2 separate regions of the Homo sapiens genome follow, and region 1 is linked to region 2. Evidence: chromatin loops called from intact Hi-C (ENCODE). Cell type or tissue: MCF 10A. All regions are shown on one strand. Links, peaks and the distances in the headings refer to the core of each region. The heading gives the core; the rest is flanking DNA.

What was found. Peaks named below come from ENCODE experiments on the same cell type or tissue, not always from the same donor. Only the 100,000 strongest peaks of a DNase experiment are listed, where the experiment ranks them.
Region 1: a loop joins it to region 2, with 15 times the contacts of the local background. A loop is called at or near these places in 2 of 110 quality-filtered maps.

Annotation. Positions count from the first base shown.
Region 1 is chr6:133,585,419-133,597,031 of GRCh38, reverse strand. All of the region lies in intron 4 of TARID (TCF21 antisense RNA inducing promoter demethylation), which reads left to right. Among named protein-coding and RNA genes, the nearest start is that of EYA4-AS2, 130 kb to the right of the region's middle. In MCF 10A, for the core only: no CTCF peak of the experiment used is centred there; a DNase peak (open chromatin) is centred at 5,981.
Region 2 is chr6:133,699,643-133,711,255 of GRCh38, reverse strand. All of the region lies in intron 4 of TARID (TCF21 antisense RNA inducing promoter demethylation), which reads left to right. Among named protein-coding and RNA genes, the nearest start is that of LINC01312, 120 kb to the left of the region's middle. RefSeq lists a silencer at 3,438-3,638, a cis regulatory region at 9,485-9,502 and an enhancer at 9,422-9,566. In MCF 10A, for the core only: no CTCF peak of the experiment used is centred there; a DNase peak (open chromatin) is centred at 5,965.

The sequences.
Region 1 (11,613 bases), core at 1,734-9,733, 110 kb after region 2:
TAGGTTAAAAGAGATTATAGATGGCCAGGTGTGGTGGCTCACGCCTGTAATCCCAGCACTTTGGGAGGTCGAGGCAGGCGGATTACGAGGTCAGGAGATCGAGACCATCCTGGCTAACACGGTGAAACCCTGTCTCTACTAAAAATACAAAAAATTAGCCGAGCGTAGTGGCGGGCACCTGTAGTCCCAGCTACTCGGGAGGCTGAGGCAGGAGAATGGCATGAACCTGGGAGGCGGAGCTTGCAGTGAGCCGAGATAGCGCCACTGCACTCCAGCCTGGGCGACAGAGTGAGACTCCGTCTCAAAAAAAAAAAAAAAGAGATTATAGATCATAAGAAATACTGAATAATCATAATATGTGGATCTTTTTGACACTGATTTTTAAAAATTCCTTATGATATTTATGAGACAATTAGAATCTGATTATTGACTAGTTGATAATATTTTATTAACTGTAATAATTATTAATATTATAGTTACATCTTTTAAAATATCTTTATCTTTTATAGATACATACTAAAATTTTTATAGATTGAATGTGAACAATAAATCCATGAAACCAAAAGTAGCATCAGGCTTACCGATAAACCATAGGAGAAAATTTCTATAAATCAGGAAAAAAATAAATATGCCCTCTATCTCCATTATCATTTAATTTTTTTGGAAGTGTTTAATAATTGACTTGATAAGTGAACTAAATGAAGAATACAATATTTACAACAGAGGAAGTAACATTATCATAAGTTACAAAGAAAATTCTGTAGAACGTGAACTGAAAAACAATTAGAAATAATAAAAAAACCAGTAAGTCTACTGGTTACAATAATAATGTATAAAATCATTAACTCTCCTTCACACAAACAAGAGCTTTGAAGCATAAAGATAAGCAAGATCACATTCAAAATGGCAGCAAAAATGTACAACACCTAGGCATAAATGTAAGAACTATGAAAGACTATGTGAAGAAATATTTGAAGCTTTAATGAAACATGAAAAGTACGTAGAAGAAACTGATATAACAAAGATATCCACTTTCTAAGTTAGTTTGCATATTCTGTACATTCTTAAACAAAAATCAATATGATTTGGGGGTAAAGAAAACCAATATGATTTGGGGGGTAGGTTTTGGGAAAAAATATGTTACATTTCTTTTAACAAATGAGCCGGTAACTATGACTAAGGAAAGCAGCAGGTTTTAAGTCCTCCTTTGCCTGTCTCCCACTCTGAGAATGAAGGAAAGCCAAGACACCCTGAGCTGTCCATCCACAGTGGGCTCACTAATGGGGGCTTTGGCTCCCGCAGCCCCGCTGAACCCAGCTGAACAGAAGAGGACACTGTCAGCAGCTGTGAGCCCTCATACAACATCTCACTTAAAATGTCATGTGTGCTACTTGGTTTAAATTGTCACCCCTCCAGCAACCACAAACAATGCAGACACAGCAGATGTGTTTTCTATTTAGAATTAAACAGTTTATCTCAACCACTGTCATTGTTATAGGGAAAAAATAAATAAATATCCATCTTAATGTAAACTTCAAAAGGTACTTTCTGGCAACATGAGATACTTTCAAATCCAAAGTCCTCGGAGAAAACTAGGATTCGACCACAGATTTTTTTTCAAATCGGGATGCTGGCAGCTCCAAGAGTAGTAAAATGTAGCCTGGTCAAAAGATTTTTGGCTAGATATTACATACAATAACTCATGTCATTGATGCTTAATGGTCCAAAACATTAAGTAAACATCATAAATGTCTTTTGTTATTAAACGTTCCATTCAAACATTTTGTTTAACTCTTGTGTAATGGATAGAAAATAAGAAAGCTATAGTAGAGACTGGCCTTCATGATAATCTCTGATTCACCTTTCGGATATGTTTTTAAAGATGTATGCCATCCTGAAAGTTACAGCAATAAAATAGCTTTCTGTCTTTAGAGCATGCATTCTATCTCTGAAAGTTAGGCTACTTGTAAGTTTGACTCTGTTAGGTCAAGTTCAAATTACCACCCATGTGTTTAGAAGACTATAACTTTGTTCTCTCTAAAGTTGGGAGTCAGCCTTCCTCTGTGATAAATAAAGTAGAAATATGGGTGTTTTCTTAATGTGAGGTTACGAAGACAAGGAAAATGCTACTTTTCAAAGATCGTTTTACAAGAATAACAATTGCTGTAGTAAAAGGAAAAACCGAAATTGGTTCGTAAAAAATGGCCTATCAAGACAGTGATCGTCTAGTGTCGTCCACCCAGTCCACAAATCTTGACATAAATGCACTTGTGTTCCATAATCTGAAGGTTCCGTTCAGTCGTTAAAACATGACTCATTTTATCCTGGATCTAACCTCAGCTTTTCTCTTGCAGTGTTTTTTCAATCTGTAGCTAAAACATAGTGAAAAGCCCTGCAATGACATTGAAATTGTTATATTTTCTCATGGAGCTTCTTTTCTTCCAGTTTGAGTAAATACAGTTGCTCAGCTGCCCTACTTGGATTATATATTCTCATAAGCCTCAAGTGCTGAAAGAGTTATCGGGATGCTTTCTGTTTCTATCAGGGAAGAGAACATCCAAACAACACAAACCAAACGGACCTCCATTTATATTTTATAACTTTTGTGTAAAAAAGACCTGAAATCACATTTGGTGCATTGCATCCCATCTCAGTCAATTCTAACTGTATGTTTTGCATCATATGCAGGAGGCATTAACTTTCTTGGGAAAAGGCACCTACACTGTTCTAAATTGTGTTTTTCTGAATGAAACTCCTGGAAGTTGATGTTTTCGTAGTATATCTATAATTCATCAGTTTATTCATTCATTCACTCTGTTTTATCTGACAATTTTTTATTAAGCATCTACTATGCTCTAAATCAGAAAATCCTGTCCTTACATTTATGGAATTGCTAATTATATTCCACTTGGTTGGCCATATTTCTGCTCCTGTACAATGAATACAGTTTTTTTTTTCTATAAAATTCATCCAAATCCTTTAGGACAATCGCCCCCTGTTATCTACTGTGGAATGACCAAGGCCACTGTGTTGTACTTTTAACTATAGTTATATAGGATCTAGAGCCATAGATTTTGCCATGAATGCTACAAAAATTAGCAGGCATGCATACTTTTATAAGAGTAATAACAGGTAAGGAGCAACAGCAACAACTAAAATACTGTTATTTATCTTCTGAGCTTGGGAAAAATAAATATTCCTAACATGTATTCTAAAGTATTTGTATTTTCACTGGTTCCAAGATCTGATGCCTACACACATGATTATAGAGAAATTTTTGAAATATACTGCATAAGCAAACATGTAGTGAGGGAAATTCATAACGTATTGTTTCTCTATCAAAAAACCTTAACATTTCCTGCTATCAAACTACTATTTGAGAAAAGTGGTATTTCATGGCTCAACTATCTACATCTTGATAATGTCACTGCATTATAAACAAAAATATGGCTGGTCTGATATTTGAAATCAAATATCATGCAAAGGGAATGAGGACAACAGTGACAATGTATAAATAATAACATTGGGCTTGCTGGTTTCTTATCTATTTTTGTCACAACAGAAGCTTTATTGGAATTTTGGAAAAGAGAATATGTTAGTAATCAAACTTGTCAATCAATACCAAAAACAATTCCTTTTCCATTGAAGGATTTTAGAAAGGTAGAAGCAGGAAAGAGAAGAACTATGAGCTTCCCCCTGAAGAGATCAGTAAATATTAAGAGATTCTGGAATATTCATATCTTGCAAATCATTATTTAGTTCTCCCCCTTTCACTGCATTAAATAACATCACTGAGAGAAATTTAAACATCCGCTTTATAAGAATATCAAAGAACATTCCTAGATATTATTATTTGGTGGAAGAAAATTTGAATGTCCTGAAAAATTCCCACACTACTAACAGCTATAGAACCATTAAAGCATAAAGGACTCTCTTAATGACTTTCTGTGGCACTTCAGCGCATGGGGTCTAGGAACACTGTATTACAAATCTCCAATCTACTTCTATTAACAAAGAACCAGATTACCTCTGTTCATAGGCTTGTTAATGACAGCCGGTTTTTTCATTGGCTTACCTGAAGAGATATGCTTTGAAATAAACTTTGGAGAGCTTTATATATTTATGTGGAACTGTTCTCTAAAAAGAGGAAGGCAACACAGAAGTCAATAAGAACTATGAACTGGGAGCCAGGATGCCTGTGTTCTGGTCCATGTCTTGAGCCCATGTAGTGATCCAGGTCCAGGGGTGGCTTGTTCTTTCCACCTCTACTTCTCTCTTTGAAGACTTTTGTGCTTCCCTCATTAATAAAGATGCTTGGCACTTAAAATGTGTAAAATATGTGAAGACTCTTTACATTCTAAAAAGGAGAAACAAAATACTAGGGGGGAAGGGAACCAGAAGATTTTCACATGATTTATATTGTGTTGAAAACAGGGTGAGTAATTTTAAGGAGGATGTCCTTCCTGATGAGAGAACTTAGTAAGGACCTTAGGTTTCAAAGGCAGACTTAGAGGTAACTTAGACAATAGGTCTCATATTGTTTTATAGTTTACCTGTAATATGAGGAAGGACATCATTCTTTAGGGCACTCTGTAGCCTGTAGTACCAACATGAAACTAATGTAAGGAAGAATTTTGGATTATTCATACCAAAGTCTAATTGCAGCCCAAGCAATAATGTTCAGTACATTCTTTCTGTGTGATTATTGCTTTCTGTCTTTTTGTTCTTCAACCTGAGGAATGGCTCCAGTAGAAATGTAATTTTGAAATAGGTCCCGTATTTATGGGCTGCCAGAACATTTTTTTTGAAGTTGTATTTTATAACTTGGGTATTTGAGGAGAAATTATGCACGAATGCCCATCCAGAAAAATTCTCTTTATTACAAAGATTTGAAAACATATTCTGAATTAGAGATTTTCACTGGTTAGAAGAGAATGCTATTTCATCAATTCACTCATAAAGCAATAAGGATATAAAAACAGGAGTTCAGAGCTATAATAATCCTAACTTCTATTCACATGTATTATATCTGAAAAGGGGTCTGATTTTCTTTTTATGCAAACCAAAAGAATATTTAGCCATAATATTTCTTTTTAAATATTAAAATAGTTTGTTATGCAAAACAAAACAATTATGGAAGTCCTAAGTGATGAGATGATTATCTCTTCTTACTATACAAAGGAATCAAACATAATGGAATAAATAAGCAATGTGATGATGAGACTTGTTTTACGATAAATGTAAGACATCACAATCAAACATGAGCCAATGCATAGCCTCCATTTCAAATGAAATGACAGTCTGCTATCTTAAAAGAGCAGTTGGTTCATAAATTGACTATAAAGTGCTTCTTTTAGCTTTTAGTGAACATCCTTTTTTAAAAATGCACCCAGAGATAAGATATTCTCCAATGCTCAAAGTGGTCCTCCGATTACAGTAGAATTTTAGTGTTTACACATCCTAAAGGATTGGAAGAGCATGAGGCAATAGAGAATGCTGGAGTCTCATTCTTGTGACTAATTTTTTTGTAACACATCTCTTTCCATACTTTTAATGGCTAAACCTCTATAGATAGTGGATTAGCCAGAGCTTTTTCAGTGGCAAGTGACATAAACCCAAATGAATTTGAGCTCATGTAACCAAACTATGAAGGGGGTATGGGTGGAACAGAAATGCTCTGACAATTTATCCCAGGTTCTGAATGCTGTCAGCTTATTACCATTCAACACCCCCTCTCCCCACTCTCTCTCTCTCTCTCTTTCTCTCTCATGTTGCAGTCACTATCCTAGACATTGGAATACAATCATGAACAGAGGAGCAATAGAACTCTCCACCCTTATGAGGTAGCATTGTTTCATAAACCTTTAAGCATGAGTTTAGTGTAGTCAGACAGATGGGGAAAGGGCAACACTGGAAGAGGAAGCAGCGTGAACAGTTAACCAAGGGAGGGAAGTGCATGTGATGAAACATGCCAGTAATAGCTAGGGATCAAGTATGGGCATGAAGAGAGAGCTGAAAGCTAAGGTATAGTCGAATGCCAAAGACATTGGGTGCTACAATAACAAGTGAACAACTACGATGTCATTCTGAAGATGAGTCAGCAGAATCTGCAAATATAATAGGTAAAGAAGAGAGAATTGTCCAAAGTGAGTGTAAAGTTTCTAATTCTAGAAACTATGAAGAAGCATACCCCATTGCCTCCACTCACAGACTTTACATATAGCCACGCCAAACTATAATTGTCAGTATGAGTCAGGTTTCTCCAGGTAAACAGAACCAACAGGGTACAAACATATTTGAGAGACAGAAAGGAAGAAAGAGAGAGGAATTTATTATAAGGTACTGGCGTGATTACGGAGATTGAGAAGTCCCAAGTTCTCTAGTTAGCAAGCTGGAAACCCAGGAGAGCCAATGGTGTAAGTGCCAATCTAAAGGCCAGCAGGCTCAAGACCTAAGAGCCAATGTCCCAATTCGAGTCTGAAGGCAGGAAAAGACCAATGTCCCAGATCGAGGAAAAGGAGTTTCCTCCTGCAGAGGATCAGCCTTTTTGTTCTGTTCAGGCCTTCAGCTGATTAGATGGCCACCCACATTAGGGAGGGCAACTGCTTTACCCTCCCTAGAGGGCAATCCATCAATCAAATGCTGACGTGATCTGAAAATACTCTCACAAATACACCTAGATTAATGTTTGACCACATATCTGGGAAACCTGTGGCCCAGAAACTTGACAGATAAAATTAACCATCACAGCTGGGTTCCGGCACATTTTTGAGCCTTTGTTTACGAGAATTCCTTGGTTGGAAATATTTTCTCCACCCTCCTGCCCTTTCTTTACTCTCAATCCTATTAGCCGCCACCTTCGTCTTTGAGAATACCTGCTCATCCTTTAACAATTTGCTCAAATGTCATCTGTGAAGTCTTTTCTGAATTTCTGTGCCCCAGACTCATCATTTTTTAGTTCTCCTAGCACCCTACATTAACTACCAATATAGCAATATCATATTATTTTAATCTCTGGTTTAAACTTCTGTCGTCTTGTACTAAAATGTGATTCCCCCAAAGGTATGGATAATTTTTTCTTTTTACTGTTACATTATTTTATTTCTCCTAGGTATGTGTGTGTGTGTGTGTATATTTATATATATGTATGACTTGAAAAGAGGGACTCACACAGATTATTTGTAAACCAATGTTTGTAGCAGCATTTTTTCACAATAGCCAAAAGGTGAAAACAACCCAAGTGTTCAACAGATAAATAGATAAACAAAATGTGATATATCTATTCAATGCAATATTATTCATCCATAAAAAAGACTGAAGTTTTGATATGTGCTACAACATGAATGAAGCTTAAAAACATTATGCTAACTGAAATAAGCTGACCATAGTTTGTATTTTTTTTTTTTTTTTTTACGACAGAGTCTCTTTCTGTCACCCAGGCTGGAGTGCAGTGGCGTGATCTCAGCTCACTGCAACCTCTGCCTCCTGAGTTCAAGCAATTCTCTTGCCTCAGCCTCCCAAGTAGCTGGGACTACAGGCAGAAGCCACCACGGCCGGCTAATTTTTTGTAGTTTTTGTAGAGAAAGGGTTTTGCTATGTTGGCCAGGCTGGTCTCAAACTCCTGACCTCAGGTGTTCCGCCCACCTTGGCCTCCTAAAATGCTGGGATTACAGACCTGAGCCACTGCTCCCAGCCAACCATGTTTTATTCATTGTTGAATAAAATTCAACAGTGTTGAATTCATTTTATTCAACAATGAATACCTACCACTTAGCATGGCTCCTGGAATATGGGTGGTACATGTATAATGATTTCGTGTATAGATTTGGAGCCAGAGTTCCCGAGTTCAAATCTTAGGAACTTCACGTCCTAGTTATATGATCTGAGCTAGTTATTTAACTCTTATGCCTCATTTTTCTTATTTGAAAAGGGTCAAGAAGAGGTGAAACAAATGTACATATCTTGTAGGGTTATGAGGATTGAATTAATTTGTAAAGAGATTAGAAAAGTATCTGAAGGCCAGGCACAGTGGCTCACGCCTGTAATCCCAGCACTTTGGGAGGCCGAGGCGGGTAGATCACGAGGTCAGGAGATCGAGACCATCCTGGCTAACACGGTGAAACCCCGTCTCTACTAAAAATACAAAAAATTAGCCGGGCGTGGTGGCGGGCGCCTGTAGTCCCAGCTGCTCAGGAGGCTGAGGCAGGAGAATAGCGTGAACCTGGGAGGTGGAGCTTGCAGTGAGCAGAGATCGCGCCACTACACTCCAGCCTGGGCGACAGAGCGAGACTCCGTCTCAAAAAAAAAAAAAAAAAGAAAAAGAAAAAGAAAAATATCTGAAACACAGTAACACTAACAAATGTTAATTATTATCATTATCATTGTTCATGTTATAATGAATTTATGGATGAGATGCAGGTTGGAGAGAAGAAGTTCTTAATATTTAAGAGAATAGCTTTTAGAAAAAAACTATTAACTCTAAGGAAACTTAAATTGTTTTAAAAGATATTTTGTGTTGTATCACCAAGAGCATAAAAGAATGGGCACTGAAGCCATGCCGCCCAAATGGAAATCATGGCTTCACCATGCCCTAGCCATGTAGCCTTGGATAAACCACCTAACTGTCTGAGCTTCAGTTTTCTTTTCTAAAATGGGATTCGAAGAGGTTGTTATGAGGACTAAAGGAGACAATGCATGTAAAGTGCTTGACATAGTGTCTGGCACAAATTAAACACTGTTTAATAAATGGTAGCTGATATTAATAGTGTTAAACTAATAGTCTTCATTGAACTCTTGACTCTCTTCGATTAAAAATATTAGTCAGTGATTTTTAATATTCTATCCCCTTTGATTTTTCCTACAATTTTAAGGGAAGGACAGGCTTTTTTATGTTGTAATAAGGTTTTAGCTAGTTTTCCAGAATGCCTACATATGTAGTCATAAACATGACATTCCTCCAAAGCTGACCTCAATCATTTATTACTGCCTAGACATGGAGGAGCAAAATTCTTCATCTTTGTGTAATGTTAAGCTCAGTGCATGTCCTAGTTTTAAAAATAAGACAATTATGCAGATAGAACAGATGGATTGTATCGGTGGGTGTTTATCATTTTTTAATATTTTGAAACCAGATGTGCTACATACACATTGCTGGTTGCCTTCTAAGGAAGCTTCATTGGTGGGTTACTAATCTTTAATAAGAAGTTACAATGTTTTCATCCAACTTAAATCAACTATTTTTGATATACAATTGGACAACCACTGCTGCAAGCCTTTAGAAAATAGAAAACAGATGCTTAATACAAGAAATACTATCAGCCAAGAAATTCCTGATGATCTTTTTATAAAATGTAAACTTACATATTTTATGGGTCCTTTAATGAACTGCTATAGAACAACTTCAGCAGTCAAAACATTTCATGAAAATAGACGTGAACAATTTGTCACTTGTTAGTATATTTACAGAAAATCCTTCAGTTGCACTCCTGGGAAAATGGGCATAATAGTGGTTCTTACTAGATTATTAACAACATCTGTTATTTGCTATAAACCTGATTGGATACGTTGGAGAAGGGAGGAGTTAGTATAAACAAACCGATATGCCTCTATTTCTCTAGGTGTTTCTGTTAGACCTGACAAAGATCCCTTGCAAGGGCATGAATACTTCTGTGTTTATTGTACTCACAGGAGAAAGGTGGAGTTCAGAGCCATGCCAGAGAGATTGTGTTGTGTTTCAGGATGTCTTTGGCAGAGAAAAGTCCGACAGAGACTTAGACCCTTGTGAGTAGAATTAAGGACCAGAAGAGTCTAAAGGGAGCCTTAACATCTGTCCATTAGGACAACCATTAAATCAACCTTCCATTGGCTCAGTTCAACTCTAAAACTGAAGACAAGGAGGTAGCTAGTTCCATTTCCGAATTGTGCCTCTGCCGGATGCGGTTGTATGTACCCTGTACCTCCACAAACTGGGACATCGAAGCAAGGATTGGTAGAGTGGGAATTAACCCCTCCCATAACTCCACCCCATCACCAATGTCAATCTCATATACCCTTCACCTTGGTTTATGATTTCTAATGCTGGTTTGGAGTATAAGAGAGCAAAGTGAAGAAAAAGTAGAAGAGTTGATAGACAACAATCTAAGGAGCAGGGCAAGTAGTTTGCACTTAGCATCATCCCAAAGAAGAGGATGGGCTTTTAAGCAATTTATATATTAAAAAAAAAAGCATCTTGCCCATTCCTCTTCGCCAGTGTCCCTGGGAGGAAATGGAGGCCTGATCATCTGATGGTGCTAAAGTCAACAAATTTACAATAGAAAAGGATTTTCTCTCCTGGAAATATACCCAAGCTATTTTCTTTGTTTAAAAAAATAAAGATCTGCTCTTACGATCCTTTGTGAAGTTAAAAAAAAAAAAAAAAAGAAGGAGATACTACCATACTAATAATTTGCTGCCTGTGGAAAGGTTTAGACAAATAGGCTTTCTTACCTTAGTAAGCAATGAGTGGAAATCCCCATCTTGAGAAAATTCAACATAAAATACAACATTTATAGCTTAATGACAGTGTTACTATCAAAAGACTTAGGATATCCATAAATCTGAGCAGGTAGCAGGAGATGAGTAGGCTCTACTTAGTGATATATACTTTTCAAGATGCATAAATATAATTAACATGCTCATAAGGAACTTACAGGCTTCTAAAAGTAATACAAATAATGTAAATATGGCAGAGACTGCTATTTACTAATAAATGTCTCTTTTAAACATCCAGCTAAATGGCTGCACACCCCTGGCAATTAGGTGTTACATATTATTAGATTCCCATTAATGAAATGTAAGCAGAAGTATTGTTTGGGATTTTTAGAAGGCTTTCGAAGGGGAGCTAATTCGTTTGAGAAGAGGGCCTTTTTATTCCTTTCCTTCTGACTTCCTTTCTCCTGTTTACTGGAATATGTATGATTTGAGCTTTATCAGCCAGCTTGAACAATTAGGTGATTTTCAGGATGAAAGTGCTAGGTTGGGCAAACACCAAAAAATAGAATCTAAGACTGGATCATTTTGAGCAAGGAATCTAAATACCTAAATTCCTAAACTGAGAGATCCCAATTGCGTTTACATTAAATAACAATGAAGTCTTGTCTTATTTGGACCAAAACGAATATTAAATGCTACACTAAATTACTATAATTAATCCTGGGAAGTGATAAGTGCTAATTTATAGATACAAATCAAATACCAGGAGAAGGGAGGAAGGGGAAATCGTGATGATCAGGGAGGAATTGCAGAGGAGATGGTGTATTAGTTTGCTCAGCTGCCACAACAAAATACCACAGACTGAGCAGCTTAAACAACAGAATTGTATTTTCTCACAGTGTTAGAGATTGGAAATCAAAGGTCAAGGAGCATTCAGGGTTGCTTTCCAGTGAGGCCTCTCTTCTTGTCTTGTAGACGGTGACCTTCTTTGAAGGGTGTGTCCTTATATGGCCTTTCCTCTGTGCACATGCAGAAAGATTTCTGGTGTCTCTTCCTCTTCATATAAGCACATCTGTCCTGTTGGATTAGGGCCCCACCCTTATGACCCCATTTAATTTTAATTACCTTAATTCACTCTCTAAA
Region 2 (11,613 bases), core at 2,358-10,357:
GAAATAAGGGAAAGTCCAACTGCAGTGCTCCTAGGGTCCTCCCCTCCACATACACAAAAAAGATTCTTGCAATTATATTTTTAAAATAATTTATCATTATTAATAACAACATATTTTATTGAATAATAATTCATATTACACAAGTATTAAGTAAGACCTTTTTTGTGAGTAGTGATTTAAGTCAGCCATGTGAGTCAAATTTTAGAGTTATTACTATGACTAATGATATGGTTTGGCTCTGTGTCCCCACCTAATTCTCACCTTGAATTGCAATAATCCCCAAGTGCCATGGGTGGGGCCCAGTGGGAGATAATTGAATCATGGGACAGTTTCCCCCATGCTATTCTTGTGATAGTAAGTTATAACAAGATTTGATGGTTTTATAAGGGGCTTCCCCCTTTGCTTGGCTCTCATTCTTTCCCTCCCTGCCGCCATATGAAGAAGGACGTGCGTGCTTCCCCTTCCACTATGATTGTAAGTTTCCTGAGGCCTCCCCAGCTATGTTGAACTGTGAGTCAATTAAACCACTTTTCTTTATAAATTACCCAGTCTTTGGTATGTCTTTATTAGCAGCATGAAAATGGACTAATACAACTAATATCTGAAAAATTGATATCAAATCATTTAACCAGCTGAACTGGTATCCGTACTAAGTAGTTCATAGTCCATTTGACTATATTTCTTTCTCAGATTTTTTTCATTCCTTGGGCATGGCTACTATCACTAGTGGAGAAAACAATTAATTAGGAATCATAATATAAAATGATGGAGTTGGAGTTGAGATTAATAGCCGGTACCCAGGATTTGAATTATACTTTTAATAATCAAATAAGACTCAGTCTATATAAGTGCAACTTAGTGCACATTTACGCCTTCTCTATATTGATTGATTTATTCAATATTTATTATTGTGTATCAGACTTTGTGTAATTCATTGCATGTACAATAAGGAACAAGAATGAAGAGGTCCCTTCCCTTCTCTCTTCCTCCATTCAACTATTTTGAATTATCTTACTCCCCTTCCAGAATATAGACTCTTTAAACAGGCTCTATGAATCTTTTAAACAATTTTTATCATAGTACTTAGTACAAATATTTTGCAACAAATTTGCAATAGTATATGTGCAATAAATATGTAAATAAAAAGAAAATTTACAACTGGAAGTAACTTAGACATAATATGGTGTAATATGCAGAAGATTGAAACTGGACCCCTTTCTTACACCATATACAAAAATCAACTCAAGATGAATTAAATACTTAAATGTAAAACCCCCAATTATAAAAACCCTAGAAGATAACACAGGCAATATGTTTCTCAACATAAGAACGGGCAAAGGTTTCATGACAAATATGTCAAAAGCAATTGCAACAAAAGCAAAAATTGACAAGTGGGATCTAATTCAAGTAAAAAGCTTCTTCACAGCAAAAGAAACTATCAATAGAGTAAACAGACAACCTACAAAATGGAAGAAAATATTTGCAAACTGTGCATCCAACAAAGGTCTATTATCCAGCATCTATAAGAAACTTAAACAAATTTACAAGCAAAAAACAATCCCATTAAAAAGTAGGCAAAGGACATGAACAGACACTTTTCAAAAGAAAACATACATGTGACCACCAAGCCTATGAAAAAAGCTCAGTATCATTAGAGAAATGTAAATCAAAACCACAATGAGATACCATCTCACACCAATTCAGAATGACTGTTATTAAAAAATCAAAATATAACAGATTCTGGGGAGGTTGCAGAGAAAAGGCAATGCTTATACACTGTTGGTGGGAGTGTGAATTTGTTCAACCATTGTGGAAAGCAGTATGCCAATCCTCAAAGAGTTAAAAGCAGAACTATCACATGACCTAGCAATCCCATTACTGGGTATATACCCAGAGAAATATAAATCATTCTACCATAAAGACACATGCATGTGAATGTTCATTGAAGCACTATTCACAAAAGCAAAGACATGATGTCAACCTAAATGCCCATAAATGACAGACTGAATGAAGAAAATGTGGTACATATACACCATGGAATACTATGCAGTCATAATAAATAAGAAGATAATGTCTTTCTCAGGAACATGGATGGAGCTGGAGGCCATTATCATTAATAAACTAACACATGAACAGAAAACCAAATACATCTCACATATAAGTGGGAACTAAATGATAACTCATGAACACAAAGAGAGGAACAATAGACATTGGGGTCCACTTGAGGATGGAGGGTGGGAGGAGGGAGAGCATCAGAAAAAATAACTATTGAGTATTAAGCTTAGTACCTGGGTGCCAAAATATTCTGTACAACAAATCCCTGTGCAACAAGTTTACCTATATAACCAACCTGTACATGTACCCCGAACCTAAAATAAAAGTTAAAAAAAAGAAAAAAGAAAGAAATGATATGGTCTAATGACTTAACTCCTATGGATAACAAAACAGTTAGGCAACTTACCCAAGGTCCATAGTTAATGACACAGGCAGAACTAGGATTCAGGTTTCTTAGCTTAGGTTTAGGGCTTGTTATTGTCAGCTCTTCTATTTCTAGGAAGATGATTTTCATAGAAACTTTCAAGGATGAAATAAAACCTGTGTGTTATATCAGAATATTATATTAATAACTATATTATGTTAAAATATGTACATTTCACCTAATTAGAAATGAATATAGTGAACAGATACAGTGGTGGTGAATTAGGGAAAGTAGGATGATGTTGAAGATAATGAATGAGTCTGACTTATGTATAAAATATCATCAAAGATGAAGGCAATTACTATGAACCTTATAGAAAGGAAAAAAATACTAGTACAGAAATTTGAGAAAATCATTAATAAATAAATGATTAATAAATGAATTATATGCCTCCAATAAATATAGAATAATGAAGAAGAGGGAAGCATCTGAGAATAGACTTTCTGAATTTTATATTTACATTCTGAGATTTAAAGTAGAAGCTTGAGGATATGGTAAAATTTTGTTATAAACAAATATACCATATACTTAAGTCTACAGAATTTTGAATACTATATGCTACATATAATTGAGTTTTATTAATTCAAGTGATATTAAAGATGCACATTAATTTTATCAGGGGGTTGATTGAGTTAGTATAGGCTATTATTATAATAATTAAACTGAAGGAAAACAAGAGAGATATTCTAAACTTATAAATGTGGTAGGTCAATATGACACTTTGAGTTTCCAGTCTTCACAACATTTTCCTCAATGTTATGGTTTTAATCTTCATGTAAGCTCAGTGAATTAAGTGAGAATTTTCTAAGTATCTACATTTGACAAATAGGAAAACACATGTGTAGAATGACATTTTTGACTTATGCTTATATGATTGCAGATTTGTATACAAAACCAGGTTGCCTTATTTTGAGTTCGTTGTTAATTTTCTTGGTTCATCCCTGATTAGTGAGTCATCTTGAAGTAACGTCATTCAGATACTTTATTAAGCATTTTAACTCATAGACGGCTCAGCAATACAGAAACAATTTTAAGTATTACCAGCAGTAATAAACAGAATACGCCGAATTTGTTGCTGAGGAAACCCACAGTAGCTTTCAGAAATCACAGGAAACCACAGTCAAGATTTCAGCTGCCCACACCATCAGTGAGTGATTTGAAGGAAATTGCTCACACCACAACAGAACTGCACCATCTGTCAAAGCCACTTGCTAGAGGGGTAGTAATGGCTCTGCCTTCCCTCAGCCTTTCACACTCCATGTAAATGCCTCTTGTTCTCAGGCTCTGAACCAGAATCCTGCTGGCAAGGGATTCTGGAAGAAGTGCTCCTTGATTCCAGCTCCAGCATGGGATACAGGGGAACAGGCAAAGCATGCTTGTTGCCCCTGATAAAAATAACACATTGTCCTTCGACATACAGCTTATAAAATTTCTTAAGAACAAGCTATTTGTTTCTAAATTATTATATATTTGAGACCTAGATGTTTTCTATGGATAGTGTGTACTAAACATATGTTTATTGCTGCTGCTGATAAGAGCATTATGGTGGTTTTCTGTAACTTGCTTTAGTGTTATATTGTTTTTGAATGCACTCATAGAAAAATTGTCAAATCTACTGTATCCATACTTTAAAATAAGTCTTTTGTTAAATCATCAGCAATAACAATGAATTAGTAATAGTGGCAATAAAAGTAATATGCAAACACTTACTGAGTTTATAGACTATTTCCAGTGTGGTACTTAGGGTCCTTTACATCTCTTGTTCCAAATCTTACCACAATTCTGCTAGGGAGCTATTTCACATTCCACTTTATAGATGAAGAAGCAAATATCAAGAAATATTAAGTACTTTCCCAAGATCACACTTATTCAAACATAAGTCTGCCTGACTTCAAACATGCTTCTCCTACAACATTTGTTAATTTAGATTATGTGAACACAAGTAAATACAGCATATATATACATTACTGTAAATACATTACATCATTCAATTTTCAATTTGTTCCCATAGTAGAAAATCAGAAGAGAAATTACCTTTCTCTTCTTTTTAGTATTTTAAGTTAACTCTTTGTGAAAACAGTAACAGAAACTGTGACAGAATGTGAAATTGCATTTAATATAAATATGGTTCTCAAACTTTAAGCCCCATAAGGTCAATTACAAAACAGCTGTCTCCTAAAATGTTATTTTCCAGCAAAACAAAAAAATCCATAAAGGATCTTCTTTGTCTGTTTTCTGCTACTGCCACAGAATACCACAAATCAGGTAATTTATAAAGGAAAGAGATTTGGTTTAAGGTTCTACAGGCTGAGAAGTCCAAGATCGAGGATCTACATCTAGTGAGGGCCTTCTTGCTGCATCATAACATGGCAGAAGGGCAAGTGAGCACACAAGACAGACAGCAAATGGGGGATGAGCTTATCCTTTTATCAGGAGCCCACTCCCACAATCACAGTCTTAATCCACTCATGAGGGCAGGGCTCTCATGACCTAATCGTCTCGTAAAGGCCCTCCTTAATATTGCTACAGTGAGAATTAAATTCCAGCATGAGTTTAGGAGGGGGCAAACATTCTAGCCATAGCAGTCTTCCTTTAGTGCTTTGTTTTGAAAAGCAGTGGCAATGAGAAACATCGAGAATACCCTTGCCTCGAGAGATTGGTGTCTCCTGTGTTTCATGTTTTTTCTCCTGCCATTCTACTTTTCCATTTTTTTTCTTTTCCAAAGCATGTTCATTTAGAGCCAGCTAGGGTCACCTGGCAAGCTGTCTGTGTAACAACTGCTTCCACCACTGTCACTACAGGCCTTCTGGATGTTCATTTCATTCCAATTCTCTGACTAAGTTGTATCAACAATCTCCATATTATTCTGAGAAAATTGCAGTAGGTGCAGCTAAACTCCACCCAGTTAAAGTATGGTATAAAAAATCTTATGAGACCACTGTTGTATATGTGGTCTGTCATGAACGGAAATGTTATGTGGCATGTGACTGTACTAGAATTTATTTTGTGGAGGAAATGAAAAATAACAGTAATGTATAAAACAATAGTTCTCAAACTCTTTGATCTCAGGACTCTTTTAAACATTTTTATAATACTGAGGATTCCAAAGACCTTTTGTTTATTTGTGTGATATTGATCAATATTTACTGTATCAGACAAAAGCGTAAATGCACACAATCCCACAAAATTTTGCATTCCACTTCAAAGGGCCCCTTGATTCCCTTTGTGGTGCATCCACAGATTATAGATCAAAAAACTAATATATTGGAATTTGAGCTTAGAATACACGTCTGATTTTGCCAGAACAATTTGGATTGGTTCTAAAAAACAAAAAACTTCACAATTTTGGTTTTCTATTGCTGAGCTAAAATATTCTATAGTATAAATCATGCTGCTGGGCTAGATGGCCTTTAAAATCCCTCCAAACCTAGGATTATATTGCATTATGATTCATCCTTATTGGCTAGTTAGACTGTTCTGATTTCACTGCTCTATTGCACCACCGTTACTTCACTCAAGTCATATCCAACTGGCCTCAAGTTTATTCCCCAGAAACTGTAGTCATAAATTTATCTTCCAATTTCCTTTGCTTAATTTGGAAAACATTTAGTGAATTTAAAAGTCAAAGAATAAAAAGCATGGCAAATAGCTTATTTATTACACAAGTACATACTTCTCATGACAAGGAACAAGAGAGGAAGTATCTTTTGGCCATAGCATTTAATTTTCACAATTCACAATCTTCTTTAGCTTGTCAATTCCATTGTTTCCTTCTTTTCTACACTACTTTTTCAACAGAAAAATATTTCCATTTTTACAAAAGGACATCTTTATCCAAGTGTGCATACCCAATGAGCAAGATCTCTTCTGCTTGAGAAGGGCTACTGTGCCATAAATCAGCAAAGATATTTTCAGAAATCCCAAGAGCAAATTGTGACCTTGAATATATCATGTATTTTCCAGGACTTTTGAAAAACTTTAGAGGCAGAAAACTCACTAAACATTAAAATTTGTGTTTGTGTAATATGAATCAGCCAGTTGGTTACTAGAAATTGCAGCTCTAAATGTGGATTTTCCAAATATAGGAATGTTTGATATTTGAAAGAAAAAGTTCAGACTTTAAATTAAATGCATGTAAGTGAATCAGCAAATCTGAGTCTGCCTAAATTTTCTCAAAATGAGATTTGATTTAGCCTCAAGTGTGAGTCAACTAACTGGCTACTTACTAACTGGTGTTATGGCCTTTCCAGTTGCCTTTCTGCCTTGTCCTCTTTCCTGCCTAACTTGAAATTTTCACTATACAAAATTCCTACATGTAACCTAGACCAGGATGCTAGCCTCTCACTAGTACAGAGCAGACCAGGGCATTATTGAGTTGATGCCTTGCTTCTGAGGATAACACACATACTTTAATGCCAGTAAAAGGAGAAAACTGAAGGCTGTATTCTCAAATCTACACACACACACACACACACACACACACACACACACACACTCCTTCCTGAAAAAAGCAAATCTGAGTGTTCTGAATGATGGAATAAGCTTAGGGACATCAGCACAGAGCTATCATCAGCATCAGAGCAGTGAAGATATCTAGAAAACACATCACCTGCTTTACGTTTTTTCTATCATCAGTGCAAGGGTCAGGGAGCCCTAAAATTTTCTTTCTTCCAAGATGGGGAGTTCTAGAATGGTCCATAAAATAAGTATATCTGTGTTTTCTCTCCAACTGAATCATTCACGTGTTACTTTCTGGCATGTCCCACACCTAAGGAACCGCTGCATTGACAAGTGTAAATAATACATCTTAAGACCAGGTATGGTAGGTAGCTCATGCCTATAATCCCAGCACCTTGAGGGGCTGAGGTGGGAAGATCGCTTGAGGCCAGGAATTTGAGACCAGCCCAAGCAACATAGGGAGACCCACATCTCCACAAAAAGTAAAAAATTATCTGGGTGTGGGCTGGGTGTGGTGGCTCACGCCTGTAATCCCAGCACTTTGGGAGGCCGAGGCGGGTAGATCACAAGGTCAGGAGATCGAGACCATTCTGGCTAACACAGTGAAACCCTGTCTCTACTAAAAAAAATACAAAAAATTAGCCCGGTGTGGTGGCGGGCGCCTGTAGTCCCAGCTACTCGGGAGGCTGAGGCAGGAGAATGGCGTGAACCCGGGAGGTGGAGCTTGCAGTGAGCAGAGATGCGCCGCTGCAGTCCAGCCTGGGCGACAGAGCGAGACTCCATCTCAAAAACAAACAAACAAAAAAAATTAGCTGGGTGTGGTGGCACACGCCTGTAGTCCCAGCTACTTGGGAGACTGAGGCAGGAGGATCACTTGAGCCTAGGAGGTCGAGGCTGTAGTGAGTCGTGATTGCCCCACTCCACTCCAGTGTGAGCAACAGAGTGAGACCCTGTCTCTAAAATAAATAAATTTTAAAAAATACATATTAAAACAAAAAGGAGTCATGCATCTCAAAGTGCAAGCCTGGTAGCTGGTAGCAGCTTTCTCAACCTGAGTGGCATTAGCTAGTTCATTCGCTCACATTAGAGAAAATTTCTTCCCTCTCACTAAACAAATCTTCTGAGTAATCACATATACCAAATATTGAGAGAACGTGGATCATTGGGACCTCATACATGGCTGGTAAAGTAGAATAATTGCTTTGGAAAAGCAATTTGGTGCTATCTTGTAAAGCAAAACATGCAAATAACCAGTAAATCCATTCTTAGGTGGACATAGAGTAGCCCAAGTGCACCAGGAGCCAAAGACAAGAATGTTTAGAGCAACTAATATGGTTAGGCTCTGTGTCCCCACCCAAATCTCATCTTGAATTGTAATCCCCATAATCCCCATGAGTTGTGGGCGAAACCTGGTGGGAGGTGATTGGATCCTGGGGGCAGTTGCCCCCATGATGTTCTCATGATAGTGAGTGAGTTCTCATGAGATCTGTTTGTTTGATAAGTGTGGGGCTTTTCCTCCTTCATGCACTTCTCTCTCTCACCTGTTGCCATGTAAGAGGTGCCTCTTCCCCTTCTGCCATGATTGTAAGTTTCCTGGGGCCTCCCCAGCCATGCAGAACTGCGAGTCAATTAAACCTCTTTTCTTTATAAATTACCCTCTCTGGTATGTCTTTATAGCACTGTGAAAACAGAATAATACGGCAACTCTGTTCAGACTTCTAAAAAGTGAGAAAGTACCCAAATGCCAACAGGGATACAAATAAATAAACCTGGTCTAGTCATACAAAGTCCTAGTACACAACAGTGAAAGTGAATGACCACAGAGCAGCATGCATAAAACTTAGAACAAAATGTTAAGTGATGAAAAGGCAAGTCCCGAATACTATAGATAGTATGATACCACTTTTAGAACACTCAGAAACTAAACACTATCTTGTTAAGATATAGGCATATGTGATAGAATCATTTTTGAAAGCAAGGAAATTAAAAACATAAGACTTTGGATCCTGGTCATCCTGGGTTGGGGGAGGCAGAGAGGGAGGGCTAGGAAAGAATACCCAGTGGAGGCTAATTTTTGGCGATGTAGTAATTCTTGGATTGTGGACACTTTATGACTCATAAAGAGGTCACACATATTCTTTTGTATATATCAAATATCATATTAAGGACATAGAGGAGAAAGGAAGATGTTAAGGGTTATCTTCTTTCATTTCTTTCTAGTCCTCAACAAGGAGAAATAAATAACTGAGAGGCTCAGAGAAAGTCCGATTGTTAGAGAAATTGCGGTCATGTCTCTCTTGAACTTTTTGCTGCCTTCAACACAATGCTTTCTTCACAGGAAGTGTCCAGGCAAAACCTCATTATCAACTCCAAACATGAAGCTCATGTCCAACAGGACATGGGAAGCTTTCAGTTGCCATACGCTGCCCCCAGAGAATCCACTCATTTTGTGTGCTTGTCGACTGTCATAGCTCAACTTGAGTGTCCACACGATAAGCTCTTCAAGGCAGAACATTTCCAGCTGTTGTGGTCAGACAGCAGCAGGTTCTTATCTGAGGACAGCAGGGCCATGTGGCACACCACAGCCGGGGCAGTGTCAGGGGAAGCATGTGGTCTCTGTACACAGTAGCAGGGTCCAATAGACAGCAATTAGCACCGGGAGAATGAAGATGAACGGGACATATACATAACCTTCATAAAAATGTCACAGGGAAAAAGACTCACAAACCATATGGATCCATGCTGGGGCTTTCCCAGGCATGGCCTTTTATGAGAGGTCTTTTCTCTGCTGTGTCTTCCTGGCCAGTTCTAAAAAGGGAAGTAAAGTAATAGGCTGCCTAGGTGATGTTGGATCAAATGTAAAGGACATTTAAATCCACATGTTGTAACTTTCTCCACTCTGAGTTTTCTTGATCAGTTGTCTCATCAGCATCATATGTTGATTGTTAATTAGATGGACCACCTCCTCTTGTACTATTTTCTCTTTCAGTTTTAGTGATATTTTTCTGAACCTATGAATATTTCAGAAATTTCCTCATCCATTTTCGAAAGACCAATACTTGGGTGTTCTTAGTTGTTAGCAAAGAAACAGAAATCCTCACTGGCTGACTTAAACAGAAATATAATTATTCAAAAGGATTTTGTCTCACTTACAAGATCATTGAGGTGGCTGCATAATCAGTCCCAGGAAACTGACTGTGCCTGACCCCATTCTAGGTACTCGAGAAATATCTCTGAAGGAAATAAACAAATGCCTCCACCCTCTTGAAACTTATACTCTAGGTTAGGGTCGGGGAGAGTGAGTTATTGGGAGACAGACCATACCAATGGATACCATAAAGAAGTAAGTTAGGTAAGATGATTGTAAGTGATAAATGTTTTAGAAAAAAGGAGAGCAGAGTAAGTGGAATGTGTTAGGGTTCTTCAGAAAAACAGTCAGGTTGACACATAAAATTAACCATTACAGGAGATAAGAAGGGTGGGTGTAGAGGGGCTTACATGTGCAGTTTTTAAATGGTGTGGTCAGGAAGGTATCATGAAAAGGCTGACATTCAAGCAAAGATTTGCAGAAGCATAGGAATGAGAGAACTTGTTGTGCCCATTGCAAAACATACAATATGGCATGTGGACCATTTCAGAAGGCACAAGGAAATGATTTCTGGGATTGGGGAGGGTGGGAGGGAGGTAAGAATGAGGGATGTGCTAAGCCTTATGGGGAATAAAGAGATAAGGGGGTTAACTGGGAGCATGGGGCTTTTTTTGCTAATTGATATAAACAGAGAAAAAGGGCTAAATGAGAGTATTCCTGGATGGATTCAAGGCAGAGAGTGTGGACTAGAGGAAAATAAATTTGGGGTAGCTTTGTCTTAGGCTTAATTTGCAGGTCCTTTCTGGCCCCTGAAAATGGTGGCAAAGGCCCAGGGAGAGAGTGGCCTCAGACTCAGTGCACTTATTGGAAGAGATGTCTGCTTATTTTGGGTTTTTAGGGTCTGTCTTAATATGTTAATAGAGTTAAGATTTTTGGAGAAGCTGGTGGTTATTCCCAGTGTGCAGACCTCTCTTGACACTTGATGACAGGGTAGAAAGTCTAGGTGATTTTGGTGGAGTCATCTGACCAGCTGCATCTAGGTCATGTTCCCATCCCTATTCCCAAAGGAGATTGGTAAATAGAATATCTGACTCATGATGCAAAGTCCTCAAACATTACACAGGGATTTGGATGCTGGACCATTGAAAAAGAAGGAAGATATTTAATGTATTTTTTAGTCTAGCCTTTTTAAAATGTAATGAATTTTGGGTTCTTCATAATACAAAATCCTCTTCTATCATTTTCTTTACAGTTTATTTGTTGAGGAATCTGGGCCATGTGCCCTGTAGTTTCTACCATCTGGACCTGCTGAGTGCATATTCATGGTGCTGTTCAACATGTTTCTCTGTTCTCTGTATTTTCTGCAAACTGGCAGATGAATTTAGTCTTTTTTTTTTTTTTTTTTTTTTTTTTTGAGATAGAGTCTTCCTCTGTTGCCCAGGCTGGAGTGCAGTGGTGTGATCAGGGCTTATGGCGGCCTCAAACTCTCAAACTCCTGGCCTCAAGGGATCCTTCCAGCTTAGCTTCCTGAGTAGCTGGGACTACAGGCACACACTAACATGCCTGGCTAATTTTTAATTTTTTTTTT